2 separate regions of the Homo sapiens genome follow, and region 2 is linked to region 1. A link is an interaction called in ENCODE POLR2A ChIA-PET data of the cell type or tissue named here. Cell type or tissue: B cell. All regions are shown on one strand. Links, peaks and the distances in the headings refer to the core of each region. The heading gives the core; the rest is flanking DNA.

Region 1 (9,348 bases), core at 1,349-9,348:
CCATGTACCCAAAGTGATTCTGGCTTGTAGCTAGACTTGCGAATCAAAGAACCAAATGGTTTATTCTAACTGTAGACACTGGGAAAGGGACTGCAAACTGATATTCCACAGACCAGACAGAAGAGGGTTTTTGGTGTGGGGTTTTTTTTGTTTGTTTTTGTTTTTGCCTGTAGCATTTTGTTGTTGTTGTTACTTTGTATTAGTTGCCAACATTTAAAATCAAGGTATTCCGTAGCTTTCCTTTAAAACTCAGAAGTCAGGATGATACTAGGCCTGCCTTTTCTCCAGAACCCCTGGCCTCAGCTGAACAGCAGCAGCCTCTCTCAGGTGGTCGTGCCACGCTGTCTGGATCTCCCGGGTCCCCGCCTCGTCCCCACTGCCTTGCTCTCTGGGAGCTTGAGGTTGTGATCCCCTGCTCAGTGAACACATGGTCGTGTGAGCAGCTGAATCTCACATACCCTTTCCCAGCAGGCAGCATGAGTCCACTGCTGCCCCACCCCCTCCCCGCAAGGGAACTGCTCACCTGGGCACTGCTGCCTGGGAAGTGAAGTATTGTAGAAAGAAGAACTTAAGCTGAGGAATGATTGGGACTCAGAACCATCTCCTCTGCTTGCTACTTCTTGTCTTTGAACCACTTCTTCATACTTCTGTTTCTGTTCCTAGAGCCTCGTTTTCCTCTCATGGCATCTGCCCTCTCATAAAATACACACACACACACACACACACACACACACACACACACACACACACACGGAGCCCTCATCACCGTCATCACCGTCACAGTGGGTGTGTGCTCCCAAAGGGCTTCTACTCATCAGTAGATTTCATGGGCCCGACCTCCCATTTTCCTTTCCCCATTGCTCCCATTCTAAACTGTGGGTCCATCTGTATGTAATGTCTAAAAAGGCGCCCAAACACCAGTTGGAAATAGTTGTTATAGGAAAATGTATTCAGAATTCCAAACAACAGACTTAAAGTGATGAACTTCTAGTGCGTCAAACCTTTCTCCCCTCGTTGGAGAGGCCACAGGGTTAGGCAGGAGCATAGGGACTCTCAGCCTGTGCTGGCCTTTCTCAGTAATCAGAAGCATATGACCCCAGCTAGTATTTTCAGCTAGTTATGCCAGGGACTGTCTTTTATTCCATGAGGTCAAAGGACACACTTGGAATTGGTCACCTGACAAGATTGCATTGTTTCTCTAATTTTTTTTTCCCTAGTTTCTCAGGGCCTGAATTTCATTCCTCTTGCCCAGTGACTTCCCCTTGATGGATTCTAAAGGTCTCACAGAACAGCACCTCTTCTGTCATTTATCTGAGTCTAGGTAAAGGCACAGCGACAGTGAATGTAAGGGCCTTTAAAAGGCTTCAAAAGACAAAGAACATGTTCCTATTTAAAATTAATTTCTCTCTTGTTTTACCTACACTGATTCTTTCTAGGTTCTGAGTGTGTGTGATTTAGGCCCATGCAGCCTCTAACAAATGCAGAAGAGATGGACGCAGGCCGCTGGTGTGGGGTGATGGACGCAGGCCGCTGGCGTGGGGTGATGGACGCAGGCCGCTGGCGTGGGGTGATGGACGCAGGCCGCTGGCGTGGGGTGATGGACGCAGGTCGCTGGCGTGGGGTGATGGACGCAGGTCGCTGGTGTGGGGGTGCATTCCTGCACTCCTGTTTTTCTGTCACAGAACCACCAGTGGCCCAGCATTAACTAAACTAGGCCCAGCCTCATGGCCTGGAATTCCAGTCTGTTATCTGGAGCAAATCAGCATTTCCGTCCAGCGTTCCTAGGCTCCCTTTTATCTGCCCCCCACAGCACTGACTGTTACTAGCGTGAGCCGCCACTTCTCCCCGTTCAGTGCAGGCTGGCAGTACGGGGTTGATTCCTTAGACATATAAAAATCTGGCAAAATCAGAAAACAGTCATTCTCACTTCACACCTGATAGAATAGCCATTGTCAAAAACACAAGAGATAGCCACTGTTGGCGAGGGTGTGGAGAAGAGGGAGCCCCAGCACGCTGCACCGTTGGTAGGAATGTAGGTTGGTACAGCCATGATGGAAAACAATATGGAAATTCCTAAAGAAATAAAACTAGAACTACTATATGACTCAGCAGTCCTTCTTCTGGGCATTGACCCAAAGGAAATGAAATCACTACCTCGTAAAGATAACTGCTCTCCCGTGCTCACGGCAACGTTATTCACAGTAGCCAAGATACGGAAAGAACCTAAATGTCTGTTGATAGATGAATAGAGAAAGAAATTGTAACATACAAGACACACACACACACACACAAAACGGAATATTACTCGGCCTTTAAAAAGAAGGAGTCATACCATTTGCCACAGCGTGGATGAAACTTGGAGGACATTATTGCTAAGTGAAATAAGCCAGACACAGAGAAAAAATATGTCGCATGATCTCACTTATATGTAGAATCTTTTTAAAAAGAGGAAAAGCTGAATACACAGCGGTAGAGAAGAAAATGATGGTTACCGTGGCCACGGCGAGGGTGAGGGAGGAAATGGGGAGATACCAGTCAGGGGATACAGCGTAGCAGACGTGTGGGATGAACGGGTCTAGAGGGTTCATGTGTGACATGAGGGCTATCATCCATAATATCGTATTCATGAATTTTGCGAAAAGAGTTTGTTTTAGGTGCTCTTGCCACACACACAAAGATGAGTAACAATGTGAATTGATGGATATGTTAATTTGCTTGACTATTGTAACCATTTCACTACCTGTGTATTTCAAAATATCATGTTGTATATCTTACATAGAATTCAGAAGACATTCATTCTATTCTGTTGGAAAACATAGACTCAGATATACCAGACAATTCTCTTTTTCCCCCTCCCCTCCCCTCCCTTTCCCTTCCCTTCCTCCTTCCATTCCTCCTCTCCTCCCTTCCTCTTTCTCTCTTCCTTTTTTTCTGTTTCTTTACTTTCTTTCTGTCCTCCCTCCCCGCATCCCTCCCTCCCCCGTCCCCTCCCCTCCCCTCCCTTTCCCTTCCCTTCCTCCTTACATTTCTCCTTTCCTCCTTTCCTCCGTTCCTCTTTGTTTCTTCCTTTTTTTCTGTTTCCTTACTTTCTTTTTCTTTCTTCCCTCCCCTCTCCTCCCCTCCCCTCCCTTCCCCTCTCCCCTTTTTTTTTCAATAGAGATAGGGTCTCGCTACATTTCCCAGGCTGGACATAAAGCCCTGGGCTCCAGCAGTCCTTTTGCCTCAGCCTCCCAGGTAGCTAGGATAACAGGAACACACCACAGCACCCGGCTCAGATGTATTTTTTGCTATATCCCAATTTCATATATTTCATCTTTAAAAGGGGCCAGATGTTATCATTTTCATTCAGGAAATATGTTAATTAGAGCTACATGTATAACTGCCATATTTTATCCAAATCTCACTGAAATATGTAGTATACAAAAGGAATGTCCCTGGGACTTACTAATGTTTTAAAATATTTATGAAAGTGATAGCAGTTGTGTGCATTTCTAGAAAAAGTAATAAATGGGAAGGAAATGGTTTTGCAAAAGAGGATGTGTTTACCCATTTCATCATCATGATGCCCTGAGAGTAAAGATACTAACCAGCCAGAGAGATTCTGTTTTTTCCTAATGTGATTTAAGAGATTTTGATGAAGGTGGCAGTGGGGGTACAGTGTTTAATTAACTAGTACATGTTCTCCTTAATTGCTCCCAATCAATTAAGTCGAACATTCAAGCTGGGGGTACCTGCCCAAGCGCCGTAAGGACGGCATAGCACTGGCAAGAGGCCTGGCGGCTCTGAAGGTGACATATTATGTACTTGTCATAGCCTCACTGTCACGTGCTGGGAGGTGCTTTGTGGATTACAGCAGTGAGGCTGGGGAGCTGCTGGGATTGCGCCAGAAGCCCTTCACAGAGACTGGCAGAGGCCTTGGCTGTGGGCCGCTCTGTGGAACCTATAGCTGTCTTGGAAAAGGCTAGTTATATCCTTGCAGTTGGACAGTGAAAGTATACCTGTCTAGACTAGTTCGCTTCAGTAAATTTGGACTGAGTCCCTGCTTTGTGCCAGGCACAGGGTTAGGCAGCAGGGATATCCGATATAAAAAGACACAGTCTCTGTCCCCAAAGAACTCACAGTTTAATAGGACAGAAAGGGATGTAGGATCAGTATAAACCCCACAACCATAGACATAGTCCAAGGCTTGGGGGCGAGGAGGGAGCTGAACAAAGGACATGGCCTGTGAGCTGGGTTTTCGTGACAAGAAGTTTTCTGGTGGACGAGGAGGGAGAAGGGCACCACAGCCTCAGTGAGGGTAGCGTGTGTAGGCCCAGGAACTTGGGTCTGGGTGGAGTACAGGGGAGAGTGCCGGGGAGAGTGCCAGGGAGAGAGGAGGAGGAGGCTGGCAGGGGTAGAGGCCACATCACCGGGAGCCTTATGTGTTGGGCTAAGGTGACGTTAATTCTATAGGCACTGAGGAGCATGACATTAGCCTGATGCCAGGGCAGAAGACTCTGCAGATGCCTGCCTTCTGGGGGAGGCGCTGTGATGTGTGTGCTAAATGTGTCCCTCCTTGTCCTGGCCAAAGCACACTGTCCGGTGCTCTGGTGGGTAAAACTCCTGCTGTACCTGGCTTCCATGCCATATAGGCCACACTTTCCCAGATAGGACCCCATGCTAGGTGTGGAGGCAGGAGATTCGGAGACCAGTAGGAAACCAGCCCTGTCCATCTGGCCGTCAGACATCCACAGAGGATGAATAAAGGAGGGACAGACATGGCTGGGCCACTCCTTGCCTGTCGCATGAAGCAGGGGGAACGGTGGTGGCGGGGAGATTGGTTTCAGGTGCAGGATCTCAGACAGCTTTATGCAGGGACTGGAAGTTCCAGATTTGCAAATTTGGAAGTTCCAAATTTCCACTACTTTATTCTATAGATATTTATTGTACTTTATTTAGTCTGTCTTCTTTTTTAAGTAAGACAGGGAGAATTTTTCTCTTCTCCCTCCATTTTGTGCCCAGTGAGAAACAGATCCCAATTATTGACTGAAGCTACACTTTAGAAACAACTTTTTCTTAAGAACTTTTACACTGAACAAGATTCAAATATAGTTACTGCATTTTTTTTTTTTTTTTTTTTTGAGACAGAGTCTCGCTGTGTCGCCCAGGCTGGAGTGCAGTGGCGCGATCTCAGCTCACTGCAAGCTCCGCCTCCCAGGTTCACGCCATTCTGCAGCCTCAGCCTCCCCAGTAGCTGGGACTGCAGGTGCCCACCACCACGCCCGGCTAATTTTTTTGTATTTTTAGTAGAGACGGGGTTTCAACGTGTTAACCAGGATGGTCTTGATCTTCTGACCTCGTAATCCACCCGCCTCGGCCTCCCAAAGTGCTGGAATTATAGGCATGAGCCACCGCGCCCAGCCCAGTTACTGCATTTAATTCTTCGTCAGATGGTTCTGTCTTTGCTAACTTGCACAGGGAAAGGGGCTTGTGAACACCTTTATTATGGAGAATGGATTTTACTTTCAGCTGACTTGACTGCGTCCAGGCTGACAGCACAGGCCCCAGATGGTGGTGCTGGTTTGGGAGGCACTGTAATGTGTGTGCTAAATATGTCTCTCTGTGGTCATGATGCCTGGGTGGTGATGGACACAGATCATGGCTGTCCAGCTGCTACCCCACACGTGAGTCCACGCACCTGCGCCAGGGTCAACCTCGTATGTGTGAAGCTGAGCACGTTTATTTATTTCTTAGAGTTTATTATTTTAATCTCTTGGGAAGGGAGAGGGAGAGGAGAAAATAGACCCTCTTCAACAGCAAGCGGTTGTTTGAGAACGCGGTGTCTGTCTGCCATGTCCTCGGTTCCCCTGGTACATTCCACGTTAATTACACCGTACTCTGCTACCACAGTTTTTCCTTTGGTATCCACAGCTTTGGAAAGTAAATACATTGTGATTGTGGAATGGTCTGTGCTTGAAGCAATGAGATGGAAAGGGAGAAGCAGCAGCCCTGCCAAGCCAAGGGGCACATGTCCCAAGTCAACAGGGCCGCTCAGGGCTCGGGCAGAACATGGGACGGAAAGCCCTGAGGCAGCTTGGAGACCCCAGGCTGCAGGCCAGGAGGCCCAGGGAGGGTCCCACCCGTAGGTAGTGTTGGAATGAGGCAGAGAGTGAGTTTTCCAGTCCCTCTGATTGCCATCAAGAGGCACCAGGGCCTTAACTGTCAGAACCCATAGGAAAAAAATCACTTTCTTCTGATGACGGGCTCTGCAGCAGGGGCCAGCGCAGCGAGGAGGGCTCCCGAGACCTTGACAGCATCAAGGCCCGTGGCTTCACCTCCTCTGCCACTGTGAAGAGAGATTATGGTCAAATATATACATAACACAGAATTCGCCATTTTAACCTTTTGTTGTTGTTGTTGAGACAGTCTCTCTCTCTGTCTCCCAGGCTGGAGTGCAGTGGCACGATCTCCGCTCACTGCAAGCTCCGCCTCCCGGGTTCACGCCATTCTCCTGCCTCAGCCTCCCAAGTAGCTGGGACTACAGGCGCGCACCACCACGCCCGGCTAATTTTTTGTATTTTTAGTAGAGACAGGGTTTCAACATGTTAGCCAGGATGGTCTCGATCTTCTGACCTCGTGATCCACCCGCCTCAGCCTCCCAAAGTGCTGGGATTACAGGCGTGAGCCACTGCACCTGGCTCCATTTTAACCGTTTTGAAGTGTACAGTCACTGGCATTAATTCTATTCACAATGTTGTACAACCATCACCACCGTTTCTCGTATATGTGCATCACCCCAAACAGAAACCCTGTACCCATTCAATAATAACTTCCCATTTCCTGCCTCTCCCCAGCTCTAACCTGCCTGTGAGCGTGCCTGTTCTTGGTATTTCCTGTGTGTGGAATCATGCACATTTGTCTCCTCCGCCACTCTCTGCTGCCCCTAGGCCCAGAAGCACACTGTTCCCCTCCCGACCCGCCCCACTGCTGGGACTGTGGGACTCTGTGGGTCCTTCCTTATTCACCACCACAGTACCTTCCATGAGCCTTTCTCGGTTCCCCTCCACCAGTCTCATCTTTTCTTTGTCCAGACATTTGGTTTGAAGCGTCTTTCCTGCCCAGCCTGACTTCTTTGTGTGTGCGTGGTGGGGGGGTGGGGGCATTTGTGTGAGGGTCTTTTCTCCACTCACACTCCCCCGGAGAATCAGAAGCAGTTGTGTGGTCCCAGCGGAGGTGCTCAGGGCTGGGTTTTATCTTGGCGACTGTTCACAGGGTGCTCGCCATGCACTGAGAGGCAGCCGAGGACAGTCTTATCAGTGGGGGCTCCAGGCCAGGCTGCCTGGGTTTAAATCCAGACCTCACCACTTACTAGCTGGGGGGCTTTGACTCAATTCCTTAACCCTTGTAAGCCTCAGTTTCCTTGTCTATAAAGTGGGGATCATGATAATAACAACCTCATAAGTTTATGAAAGCTGAATGAGGTCACAGATATAAACACAACAGTGCTTGCATGTGGTGGCACGTGGTGCTAGCTACGTGTTGATACGCATTTGCTGCTGTTGTAACCCACACGTGGTGCTAGATACGTGTTGATACGCATTTGCCATTGCTGTAACCCGCGTCACAAAGTTTAGTGAGGATGAAATCATTGATATAAATTGTTTAAAAGGTGACTGGCATTTAGTAAATGTCAGCTACAGTATATCTCTCTGTCTGTCTGTCTGTGTATGTATTCTTATGTCAAAACCAACTCAGCACTGAGCCTGCTTCCAAGAACTGTCTCCAACTTAAAGTTGCCAGCAGTCTGGTTGAGGGGACTGGGCCACACCAGCAGCAGATTAAAAATGAACCGGCCTATATGTCTTGTTCCTTTCTTCAAGACAACAGGGACATGGGAAGTCCCAGCAGAGGGACGCCAGGGGAGCCCGTCTGAGGGGTCTGCTGGGCGGGAATCAGAACAGCCTGCCTTTGCCCAGCGCTCAGCGCAGCCTGACCATTTTCACCCCTGTTGTTTTTCTTATTAAATTGGGAAACAAATTATACAAATTTGAACTATTTCTAACCTCCAGCAAAAGGTAGTCACATTCTATCTCAATTTGGAAGACTGAGTGGGCATTACTGTTGACGTGAGTACCTACAGTTTCAGTCAAGATTCTCATTTTTTTAAACCCATGGAAGAAAATTATCCTCTATGGAAACCAAGCTTTACAAAGCTTGTCTCTATGTTCTGATTTTAATTGCCAGTTGAAAGGAAAGCTCAGCCTTGCTTGTTAAATAACTGTGTAAATATTACCAGGGCACTGAGAAGGCCTGAGGAGGAGAAGGAATGGTTTCCTTGCACATCTGTGCCTGAGAAATGAAGACTCAGACTCACTTCTGAAGAAACGAGTTCAACTTCAGATGGGAGGTTGAACTCCATTTTCCCGAAGGCCGAGGAAATGTATGCGTGTGTGTGTGTGTATCGTGTGTGTTTGTCAGCATGTGCGTCTGTTACGTACACGTGTGCGTATGTGCATGTGTATTATGTAAGTGCACATGGGCATGGTCGTGTATATATACGTGTGTGTGTTGGGGACGCACTGGGAACAGAGCATGGTGTCTGCGTCACATGTTGTTTCTCCGCACCTGGAGGCCTCTGAGTGCTGTGTCTGCGCCACTGTCACCAGCCTCCCCGTCTGGCCACACAGATCCTCCTGCTGTGCATGGGCTGCAGCCATGCTAGAGGGACCCTCCAATCTCCCCTAGGTGGCCCCAGGCTTAGCAGGTACTCTATAAAAGTATGTTGAGACAGTGTACTTTTCTGCTTAAGGTCAAAGGGCTTTGCTTTTGTCTGTGTGTGGAGAGCCGTGGCGGCTGGGAGAAGGCTGGGTGGGTGTCCATAAACGCGTGCTAAGGATGGAGCCATCCATCAACCTTATTTCTCCTCTTGCCTTTGCTTAGACCATAGCGTGGACACTGCTATATATTACATATTGAATTGGGTTCCCGGAGCCTCTGGCCTCTCCCCGGAAACAAGTAAGACCTTCTCTGAAGCTGCTTGAGTTCCTGTGGGCTGGAAACAGGGCAGGGAAAGAGAGGTTTGCTAACTGGTTCCTTCCCAGCCAGATGTGGTTAACGTGGCCTCTGAAAGCACCTTACTCATCCCTGTTGAGCTGCTGACCTGCAGCTCCACATGTACCCACTCTGATTCACTGAGACTCACTCCCCCTCCAGTGAAGGCTGCCCCACCCGCAGATCAGGGGACCGCACGTGTTAGGGCCTTACCTAGGGTTCCCTGGCCACTGCCGCCTGCAGGCCCTCGCTTTGTTGTGGCTCTTCCCAAGAGTCATCAGGCGCTGTTGCTCACGCATAAGCACACAGGTGACAAAG
Region 2 (10,868 bases), core at 1,712-9,711, 450 kb after region 1:
TCTGTTGTATACCCAGCTCAAACCTCTTGCTTGTCTTCCAGACTCTCTATGTGGAGCCTGGCCTCTGCCTGTGTGACTGTCCTGGCTTGGTGATGCCATCTTTTGTGTCTACCAAGGCAGAAATGACTTGCAGCGGAATCCTCCCAATTGATCAGATGAGAGATCATGTTCCTCCTGTATCACTAATATCCTTTCTGCTTTGGAAACACTCTAGTTATTACGTGCATATTAGGGCTTCAGGTTTATTTTGGGCATTTGAGGGATTCAGATTTGATGAAGAATTGAAAATACTAGTGATCTGCACAAGTTTATACTGTGAGATAGCATGAGAACTTCAGAATAGAACCTCATTTCCTGATTTCAGCAGTGTAGCCTTGAAGAAATGGGAGAATCCAGGTTTCAGATACTCAGTTCCAAGTTGCAAACCTATTTAACAATGCCATGTAACCGTTTGAATGACCTTGGAAAACTTGCTTAACCTTCCCAAATACTTTCCTTTTCTCTAAGTGGGGGAAAATCTATCTCACGGTTGATTATATTTAATCAGTATAGCTAACATATATTGAATACTTGCTATGTGCTTTTCTAAACCCTTACCAAATACCTTTTAGTCCTCAAAAAGCAACGCTTAAGGCAGATACTGCTGTTATTCCCATTTCCTCAAACTTGAGGAAACTGAGGCACAGAGAAGTTAAATAATTTATCTAAGCTCTTATAGCTAGTAAGCAGTAAATTAGGAACTCTGCTACCTCTCAGCAGCATAATGAATTAACTTACATAAAGCATCTAGGACAGTGCCCAGCATGGAAAAAAGACTCAAAGATGGATTTGTTAAGAACTATGCAGGGGCCAGGTGTGGTGGTTCATGCCTGTAACCCCAACACTTTGGGAGGCTGTGGCAGGCGGATCACTTAAGGCCAGGTTTTGAGACCAGCCTGGCCAACATGGCGAAACCCTGTCTCTACTAAAAATACAAAAATTAGCTGGGCGTGGTGGTGCACACCTGTAGTCCCAGCTACTCGGGAGGCTGAGGCACGATAATCTCTTGAACCTGGGAGGCGGAGGTTGCAGTGAGCTGAGATGGTGCCACTGCCCTCCAGCCTGGGCCACAAAGCGAGACTCTTGCCTTTAAGAAAAAAGAAAATGAAAGAAAAAAAAAACTGCAAGGTCTGAGATTTTACTCTACTTATAAGCTAATAAGTTAGTCTATTATTGTTTTGTAGATACTAGCAGAAAATAGGAGACTTCATGAAATTGGCACACTAATCCGCTGGCTTGTAAGTAGAGTAAAATTCCCTTCATAACTACACTTAAGGCCACAGCTTATTCATAGATACATATATATGAAAAAGTGTATAGCTTTTTTTTTTGTTTTTGAGATGGAGTCTCGCTCTGTCACCCAGGCTGGAGTACAGTGGTGCAATCTCTGCTCACTGCAACCTCCACCTCCTGGGTTCAAGCAATTCTCCTGCCTCAGCCTCCCGAGTAGCTGGGATTAACAGGCATGTACCACCATGCCCAGTTAATTTTTTTTTTTTTTTTTTGGTAGAGATGGGGTTTCACCATGTTGGCCAGGCTGGTCTCAAACTCTTGACCTCAGATAATCTGCCTGCCTCGACCTCCCAAAATGCTGGGATTACAGGCGTGAGCCACCACGCCTGGCCTTTTAAGTTTCTCTGTAAATTAATAGTGAGACATGAATCATTTATTGCAGGTAGCCTTAGGTTAGGTGCTGTGGAGGATAGGGCATAAATAGAGATGGCTCCTGCCCTTTACGAAGCATCAGTCTGTTGGGGCACATGAGGCATGTACTTGAATAACTCTAGTACAAGGTAGAATATTGTTAGTGGCTTAAGGAAAATTTGGACAAACTATGGGAGATGAGACAAAGGAGGAAAAGTAATCCTGCCTAACTGTAGGCATTAGAAACAGAGACTCCCCTTGCTTTATCTCTAAATTAGAATCACAAATGCGTAATCTTTTCAGGGTAAAAATGTGTCATCTTTAAAGTCTGTTTCAGATATATTTTAAATTACTATTTTAAATGAATTCATATGGAAAAGTCGTGGGAGCTTAAGGCCTTGTTTAAAAGGGAAAAAACAACTGAGTCTTTTTAGATTAATCAAAAACTATCCTCTTCCTTTGGAGAGGAGAGAGTGTTTGTCACACGCGGAATGAAGTGCCATGTTCTTTGAGGCACGATTTGTATGCCATGGGGAGGAGGGAGTCCGTTCAAGAGAATGGATTCCCTGACAAGCTACGTTTGCCAGAATATTCCAAGACATGTTTTAGAAGCTACCTATGGCATTAACATCATAACGCCTAGAGAGGATGAAGATCCCCACCGACCTCCAACATCGGAAGAACTGTTGACAGCTTATGGATGTAAGTTGTGATTCATCAGAAAATGTGAACAAAAGTAACAGTATACCTAATGAATAGAAATAAGAATAGTAATAGTACTAGAATTGCTGTTCTGCAAAGATACACATTTATAATATTTCTTCAGCATTTTTCAAGCCATCTTTCGTCTCTGTGGGCCTTGCCTACAAAGTAACCTAAAGTGCAAAAAGCTTTTAGGACGTTTGCTGCTTTGATGGTACCCACGTGCAGCACAGGGGTTCTCATCGTAGGCTGTGTTGGCTCTTTCTGGAGTCGTCTCCCAAACAAGAAGAAAGCGGATGTGTGGAAGAAAATGAATCCGCACGCCACAGCGAGGCAGGAGAGTTAGGAGGGGAGCACCAGAAGGGAGACCCCTCAGAGACGGGGACAGAGTGGAGCTTGGTTAGGATAGGGGCACAAAGCATCCTCCTTCCTCTCCCATCAGCCCCTGTAAACTTATTTGACATTAAGATGAGTCCACAGCTCTCCCACCTCTGTGTTTTATCCCAATTCCACGTGGGAACCTATGATTTCTTGCCTTAAATGTAAACTTTAAAGGTGGCCTGGAGAACCTTGTGTCTACCTAAAAAAAAAAAAAAAAAAAAAAATAGCAGTGTGGGAAACATTTCCGTGCGTGGGTGACTTGCCTTTACAGGGATTGCTGCTGGTTGGGAAGGAGTTCAGCTTATTTGAGTATTTACTGGCAGAGAAAGGTGAAAGGTGATTTGATATGAATCACACTTAAACCTTGAACTTAGAGACTCTAAAGAGGATAAATACTAAACACTTGTGGTAAGACTATTCTAATTACAGATTCATAGAACAAGAAAAGACCTTAAAGATCACCTCACCTCCTAGCCCCTGCTTTTAAGAGTAATCATCCGAACTCAGAGCCTGAGCTGACCCAAGGTGAGGTGGCTGGTCAGTGGAATAGCCTGGGTGAGATCTCCCTGCAGGATGTTAGCCTGCAAAATGCAGAAAGGTGGACTTCCACCAAACTTCCAGTTTGATTGTACTTCCGATACAACTGAAAATAATGTGAGTCTTTTAAGATGTTTCATCTAATGCTGCCTGATAAAATCAGAGTAAGGAAAAAGCCAGTTTGTAAAAGCAAATGACCACACGTACAATTTCTAAGTTCACTATCTGCAAGTCCATATAGAAGAAAATCTCTGACAGTAAATTTTCAAAGATATTGCCAGATTACTCTCATTTTACTTTGTATTTCTTTAAATACTAGTGAAGTTGAGCATCTTTCCAAATGTTTTGTGACCATTTATTTTTCTTCTGGGAATCACATTTTCCTATACATGGTTCTGTCTTAATGATTTGTAAAAGTTCTTTGTTATATGTGCTACACATTTTTTCCAATGTTAATTTATGGTTTCTTTGGCCCCAAAGAAGTTGACAATTTTAATAGACTATATTTTTCCTTTTTGGTTTGACTGGGTTTGGTGTTTTACTTGGGAAGGTCTTCTCCCTCCCAAAAAGATAAAACTATCTTCCTGTAATATTTACTTACTTTTTTAACATTTAGATTTTTAATCTGACGAAATTTATTGTTGTATATTGTGTAAATTAGGATTCTAACTATTTTCTTCGAAACTGGAAAAGCCAGTCGACAGCTAGTATGTGAGGGAACTGAGTTTTGAACGCAGCCTGTCTGCTGAAGCCGTGTTCTTAACCACCATGCTTCGCTGCTTTTCTAATTGAGTTAGTATTAAAGGGATCTTACTGGGGAAAAAAATGTAGGTACATCATTCAGTAAGAAAACTTCTCTGTTGCTTTCTGTTTTGCAAGTAGTATTGATAGCGTAGCATTCTCCTACAGGTAGCCTCCATGAATAAATGTTTAAAATAAGGAGGCTGGGTGTAGTGCCTCACGCTTGTAATCCCAGCACTTTGGGAGGCCGAAGTGGGTGGATCACCTGAGGTCAGGAGTTCAAGACCAGCCTGAACAACGTGGTGAAACCCCATCTCTACTAAAAATACAAAAAGTAGCCAGGCGTGGTGGCATGCGCCTGTAATCCCAGGTACTTGGGAGGCTGAGGCATCAGAATTGCTTGAACCTGGGAGGTGGAGGTTGCAGTGAGCCAAGATTGTGCCTCTGCACTCCAGCCTGGGCAACAGAACGAGACTCCATCTCAACAAAAAATAAAATAAAAATAAAATAAAGAGAAGAAATAACTGGAGTAGAGAGAAATCGAATTTGTCTTTCATAGCGTGGTGCTAGGTGGCATTTTTAGGATATCAGATATAAGTAAATATTCTCCTGGATTATCTAGTGTTTTTAATGCTAAACAATATATATTCTACAATGATACCTAATTTTTTAAAATCCAAGAGTAAGAATGCTTAGTAATAGAAGCTACATCACCTCAGTTGTCTTTGTTGTGATATTCTGTCATCTAAGATTTTGCAAAATTCTTTTCTCTCCACAGACATGCGAGGATTCATGACAGCGCATGGACAGCCAGACCAGCCTCGATCTGCGCGCTACATCCTGAAGGACTATGTCAGTGTAAGTGAACCCTGCCTCTCATGCTCTCCAATACACAAGTCTTTTCCACATTCTGCGTTCTTAGATAATGGTAACCTGTTCGATTATAAAGGAAATATTTTTTCATTGAAACTGGAGTTGTGTTCTTGATGTAGGGTAGTTAACATTATATGGATTATAGACATTACAAAAGATGGAGATCTCTGAACACCTATTATGAGTGAAAATCACCAATATATGCATCTGGCTTTTTTTGTCTCCTACAGCCCTTTGCTTGTTATGATTGCAACTATTGTCACAGTCTTCTTTGTAGTATAGCTGTTTATATGCCTATCTCTATATTTGCCTAGTAACGATAACAGCTAACATTTCTTGAAAGCTAACCCTGCTAGAAATAGTTCTGTTTTACGTGCGTCTTCTCAGTACAAATATGTAACAAGTCTGTGAGATTACTATTTCTCCTTTTCAAATGAGAACATGCTATTTGGGGGTTTCCCCATAGTAAAATGGAGATGAACAGGGCCTATCTCATGAGATTATTATGGGAAATAAATGAAAACTCTGTGTGTGTGTGTGTGTGTGTGTGTGTGTGTGTGTGTGTGTGTGTGTCTGTCTGTGTGTGTGTGTGTGTGTGTGTGTGTGTGTGTGTCTGTCTGTGTGTGTGTGTGTGTGTGTGTGTGTGTGTGTGTAGCACTAAGCTCAATGCCTGGCACATAATGAGCCCCCAGTAATTGTTATCTATTAAGTTTCTTTCCACAAATAAGCATTACAGGGCCCTGTTAATAACCAGTTGTGAGGATTTGGCTTTATTTCCTCCTCTTCTCAAGACCACATCGGTGGAGCTCTTGGAGCTCAGTGGCAACCATATGGGCTTGCCTTCAGTTCAGGAAGAAAGCAGTTCATGCTATTGGTATGGATAAGTCATGTATTCGTTTACCACTTACTGTGGAGGATGTAAAGATGAGGTAAAAATAGTCACAGCCTTCAGATCATTTATGATGGAAAGAGGCAGACTTGCACCCAGTGAGCAACTGCAACCCCACATACAGGAGTCGAGGAACTCTCCTGACTTTAACAGTCTAACCCGGCATTACCGTAACTGTCCAGTTATGTCTTGAGTTTTGTTTTGGAAAATATTCACCATAAGTATGATCATGTCCGTATACTGAAGAATACTTGAGTGGGAATGCAAACGAGAAAAGAAGAAAGAGATTTCATCCTAGTCTGGGGCGCCATGGGAAGAGCTAGGTCTCTAGAACACTTTGACCATTGATGTATTAGAAAAAGGACTCTTCAGCTGCAGTAGACCAAAACTCAACTCAGCTAACTTAACCAGAAGGCAGAAAGCTCCATCAGAGTGTGACTGGGTGGAGCTGTCTCCTCTGAGGCCACAGATGGCACTTAGGCTGCACTGTTGTCATTCATGTTGTCTTTGTAGGGTAAGCTGCTGTACTGCCATCCTCCTCCTGGAAGAGATCCTGTAACTTTTCAGCATCAACACCAGCGACTCCTAGAGAACAAAATGAACAGTGATGAAATAAAAATGCAGCTAGGCAGAAATAAAAAAGCAAAGCAGATTGAAAATATCGTTGACAAAACTTTTTTCCATCAAGTAAGTTTTAAAGCTTTTCTTAAACTTCTGATCCAACACTCTTTTTATAACAGCTTTATTGAGTATCACATGCCATAAACACATTTTATTAACCCCAAAAAGGGTTTAATAATTCCAAAAAGGGTTTAATAATTCCCAAAAGAAACCTTATTTATTTATTTATTTATTTATTTATTTATTTATTTATTTTTATTTTTTTTTTTTGAGACGGAGTCTCGCTCTGTCGCCCAGGCCGGACTGCGGACTGCAGTGGCGCAATCTTGGCTCACTGCAAGCTCCGCTTCCCGGGTTCACGCCATTCTCCTGCCTCAGCCTCCCGAGTAGCTGGGACTACAGGCGCCCGCCACCACGCCCGGCTAATTTTCTGTATTTTTAGTAGAGACGGGGTTTCACCTTGTTAGCCAGGATGGTCTCGATCTCCTGACCTCATGATCCACCCTCCTCGGCCTCCCAAAGTGCTGGGATTACAGGCGTGAGCCACCGCGCCCGGCCGAAACCTTATTTATTAGCAGTTACTGCCTGTCCCCTTTTTTCCCCCAGCCCCTGCCAACCAATAATCAATCTTTATGAACAGATTTGCCTGTTCTGGAGACTTCACGTGACTGGAATCATACTGTGTGCTCTTCGTGACAGGCTTCTTTCATTTAGCGTGGTATCTTAAACATTCATCCATGTTGTAGCCTGTGTCAGTATTTCAGTCCTTTTTATTACCGAATAATGTTTCATTGTATAGATATGCCACATTTTGTTTATCTATTTATCATTTGAGGGACGTTTGGGTTGTTTCCACTTTTTGGCTACTATGAATAATGGTGTAATGAACACTTGTGTACAGGTTTTTGTGGAGACATGGATTTCGTCTCTCTTGAGTATATACCTCGGCGTGGGGTTGCTGGGTTGTATTGCAACTCCATGTTTAACATTTGAGGTATTGCCAAACTTTCCAAACGTGGCTGTGCTGTTTTACATTACTCCCAGTGATGTAGGAGGTTTCTAATTGTCTCCTCATCCTTGTCAATGTTTATTATTTCCCATTTTTTTTTTATTTTAGCCATCCTAATACATGTGACGTATTGCATTATAGTTTTGATGAGTATTTCCCTAATTACTAGTGATGCTGAGCGTCATTTTATGTGCTCGTTGGCACATGTATATTTTCTTTAGAGAAATGTCTATTATTAAGTTGTAAGAGTTCTTTATATATTCTGGATACAAGTCCCATATCAGATTTATGATTTACAAATATTTGCACCCATTTAGTCAGTTGTCTTTTCTCTGAGCCAACACATTTGGTGATAGAAAGTGCTAAAGAAACAGACTTCATAAATGTCTTCTGCACTTTAAAATATTGATAACTTCAGTTGCTTATATCACAGCTACAATTTGTAGGCAGTATTTTAAAGGTCAAATGTACATGCAAAAGAGCTAAATCACATAATTGTACCCAGTGTAGGTTAAAAATGTTTTTAAGTGACTACTATAGCGAAAATAGGACAGGGGTTAGGATGGGGTGATCAGCTATATCCAGAGAATGTTTTTGTATTTATCCCGTGCTTTATCTGCATGCCTTACACAATGAGCCTGTGAAGCAGGCCAAGCAAGTATTATTCCTTGAGGACACTGAGGCTCAAAGAGACTGAGTTACCCAAGGGCATGCTTTAAATTGCAAAGCTGGGATAAAACTTAGATGTTTGTAGCTCCTAGTTTGAATTATTTTCAAGTTGGTACATACCAGTATTTGGAAGAAAATTTACCAACATGCAAAAAGATTGCAAGTTTATTCTTGGGCCTACAGCTGTCATACAGAACATTTCATGTGAAATTTTAAATGTTTACAGGTTTCTAAAAGCTATGTACAAGAAAGCTGAAAACTTGTCATAATTTTAATATAATTCATATGTCTAAACTGTAACCTCTAGAGTAATATTTTACTATTATAAGTAACTTGCAAATCGTAGGGTACTAATTTTTTTTTTTACTAAGTAAACTTAAAATTTGTTTAGAGTCCATTTCTAATGTGGTTGAAACAGGTTAAGTTTTGATATTAAGACAAATTTCCAGAACACAGCTGGTATTAAGTCTAGTTGTAGATGGCATTTGAAAGTATGGGACTAAACAAAGTTGACGAGGGAATGAGGAGGGGGAAGAGATGAACTGAAGACAGAATGCTGGGGGGAGAAAGAGGACCAGTGAAGGGGAGGGGGGCGGAAGTTCACCCAGTGACTGACTCCTTTTTATCTTGAAGTGATCCACTAATAGTACTGTGCATATCCCTTAAAGGATAGCCTGCTGACAGCTCAGATAATGTTTTCTCTTATTTCCTAGGAGAATGTGAGGGCTTTGACCAAAGGAGTCCAGGCTGTGATGGGTTACAAGCCCGGGAGTGGTGTAGTGACTGCATCCACTGCGAGCTCTGAGAACGGGGCGGGGAAGCCCTGGAAAAAACATGGCAACAGAAATAAAAAAGAAAAAAGTCGTAGACTCTACAAGCACCTGGATATGTGAGGTTGGGCTGCAACAGAAATGTCATCTGCATTGTGCAGATGGAAAAGAGCAGAAGCTGCCTGTTGCCTGTGGAACCGTCCCAAGACACTAGCACTGTAGAACGGGCCCTGCTCTTGCAGAGCACGGCTGCACCCAACAGTCTCCATGTCAAGACCAAGGGCCTCCTGGAAACACCAACTCTGACAAAAAGGAGTCATCTGGGAGCCCGAGAATCCTACTCCTGGCCGGGCACAGTGGCTCACGCACCAACATGGAGAAACCCCGTCTCTACTAAAAATACAAAAAAATTAGCCAGGCGTGGTGGCGCGCACCTGTAATCCCAGCTACTCGGGAGGCTGAGGCAGGAGAATCACTTGAACCAGGGAGGCAGAGTTTGCAGTGAATGGAGATTGCGCCGCTGCACTCCAGCCTGGGCGACAGAGTGAGACTGCATCACAAGAAAAAAAATTTGCAAGGGATGGTTCACGAGACACATTTGGGACGAAGGTGAAAGAGAAATTCCCCATTCTGAGTGTCCTAGTTGGGTTCCTCCGACTCTAAACAAGGGACTTGGGTTCAGTTAGTGTACAGCGGGGGCTCACGTCCACTAAGGAACATGTAGAATGTAACCACCGGGTGACAGGGAAGCTGCGGTATTTACTACCTAGCCCCCATCTTCACTGGTTATTCCACTTATTTAAAATGTCCAGAATAAGCAAATCTCCATATAGAGGAAGTAGATTAGTGGTTGCTTCGGGATGGGAGGAATGGGAAGATTGAGGTCTTTCTTTTGCAGTGATAAAAATGTCCTAAAATTGACTGTAGCGATGGTCACACAACTCTGAATATGCTTAAGACCATTGAATTACACACTTTACGTTGGTGAATTGTATGGTATGTAAATTATAGTTCAATAACATAGTTACAAAAGATAATCAAAAGCATGAAAGCACTGTTGATGTGGTTTGGATCTGTGTCCTCACCGAGTCTCATGTTGAAATGTAAGCCCCCTGGTGGGAGGCGATGGGATTATGGGGCAGAGTCCTCACGAACGGTTTAGCACCACCCGCTCAGTGCTGTTCTCCTGATATTGAGTCCTCATCACATCTGGTTGCTTCAAAGTGTGTGGTGCCTCCCCTCTGTCTCCCTCCTGCTCTGGCCATATAAGATGTGCCTGCTTCTCCTTCGCCTTCTAACATGATTGTAAGTTTCCTGAGGCCTCCCTAGAAGCAAAAGCTGCTGTGCTTCCTGTACCATCTACAGGACCGTGAGCCAATTAAACCTCTTTTCTTTATAAATTACTGTCTCTGGTATTTCTGGTTTTCTTTTTTTTTTTTTTTTTGAGACGGAGTCTCACTCTGTCGCCCCGGCTGGAGTGCAGTGGCATGATCTCGGCTCACTGGAACCTCCCTCTCCCGGATTCAAGCAACGTGCCCTCCCAGAAGAGAAAGCTGTTGAGCTGCTGGCCTGTCTCCGCCAGGCGGCTGGGATTTATGGTCACCATTGGCTGCCCACTCCCGTAGGGCCGCCCAGGCCGCTGCAGCCTTTCCTTCAGAAGGACGGTGCCTGAGGTCCTGCCACCTCTGCCAACAGGAAATGCCTTTGAGCAGTCACATCACTGCCCACTGTCCAGGAGGACAAGTGCTGCGGTCCTCTTGTTAGTTTTTCTTTTTGGCTAACTCTGAACCATGGCCAAAAACATTATCTTTAGCTCCTGGGCAGCTGCTGGACCTCTGAGGAGCCTGGTTAAGGAACTGATTCATTTCCTGAGGGCCGACCACGTGCAGAGCCCTGTGGAAAGTACAGGGAGAACCTGGGCAGGGTTCTAATGACCCAGAGGGAGCTAGTTAGAAGATACCGTCCAAAGTGTTCACGGCAGGATGAAGTCCCG

What was found. ChIA-PET counts read pairs that join two places held together with the same protein. Peaks named below come from ENCODE experiments on the same cell type or tissue, not always from the same donor. Only the 100,000 strongest peaks of a DNase experiment are listed, where the experiment ranks them.
Region 2: POLR2A ChIA-PET joins it to region 1 with 7 read pairs; 2 of 35 experiments call an interaction of 5 or more read pairs at or near these places.

Annotation. Positions count from the first base shown.
Region 1 is chr3:195,095,603-195,104,950 of GRCh38, reverse strand. All of the region lies in intron 3 of XXYLT1 (xyloside xylosyltransferase 1), which reads left to right. XXYLT1-AS1 (XXYLT1 antisense RNA 1) reads right to left here. Exons shown (of 4, transcript NR_104188.1): 3 at 9,244-9,348; 4 at 8,894-9,031. It overlaps LOC124909476 (a long non-coding RNA gene), which reads left to right. Exons shown (of 2, transcript XR_007096226.1): 1 at 1-1,321; 2 at 1,437-2,099. Among named protein-coding and RNA genes, the nearest start is that of XXYLT1-AS1, 5.7 kb to the right of the region's middle. RefSeq lists enhancers at 1,114-2,313, 8,779-9,348. In B cell, for the core only: no CTCF peak of the experiment used is centred there; a DNase peak (open chromatin) is centred at 3,670; H3K4me3 peaks cover 522 bases; H3K27ac peaks cover 2,828 bases.
Region 2 is chr3:194,640,198-194,651,065 of GRCh38, reverse strand. It overlaps LSG1 (large 60S subunit nuclear export GTPase 1), which reads left to right. Exons shown (of 14, transcript NM_018385.3): 10 at 42-185; 11 at 2,262-2,385; 12 at 4,823-4,902; 13 at 6,320-6,493; 14 at 8,819-10,275. The coding sequence ends at 8,998. TMEM44-AS2 (TMEM44 antisense RNA 2) reads right to left here. Exons shown (of 2, transcript NR_186047.1): 2 at 3,637-6,391. Among named protein-coding and RNA genes, the nearest start is that of TMEM44, 12 kb to the right of the region's middle. In B cell, for the core only: no CTCF peak of the experiment used is centred there; a DNase peak (open chromatin) is centred at 5,355; H3K27ac peaks cover 1,195 bases.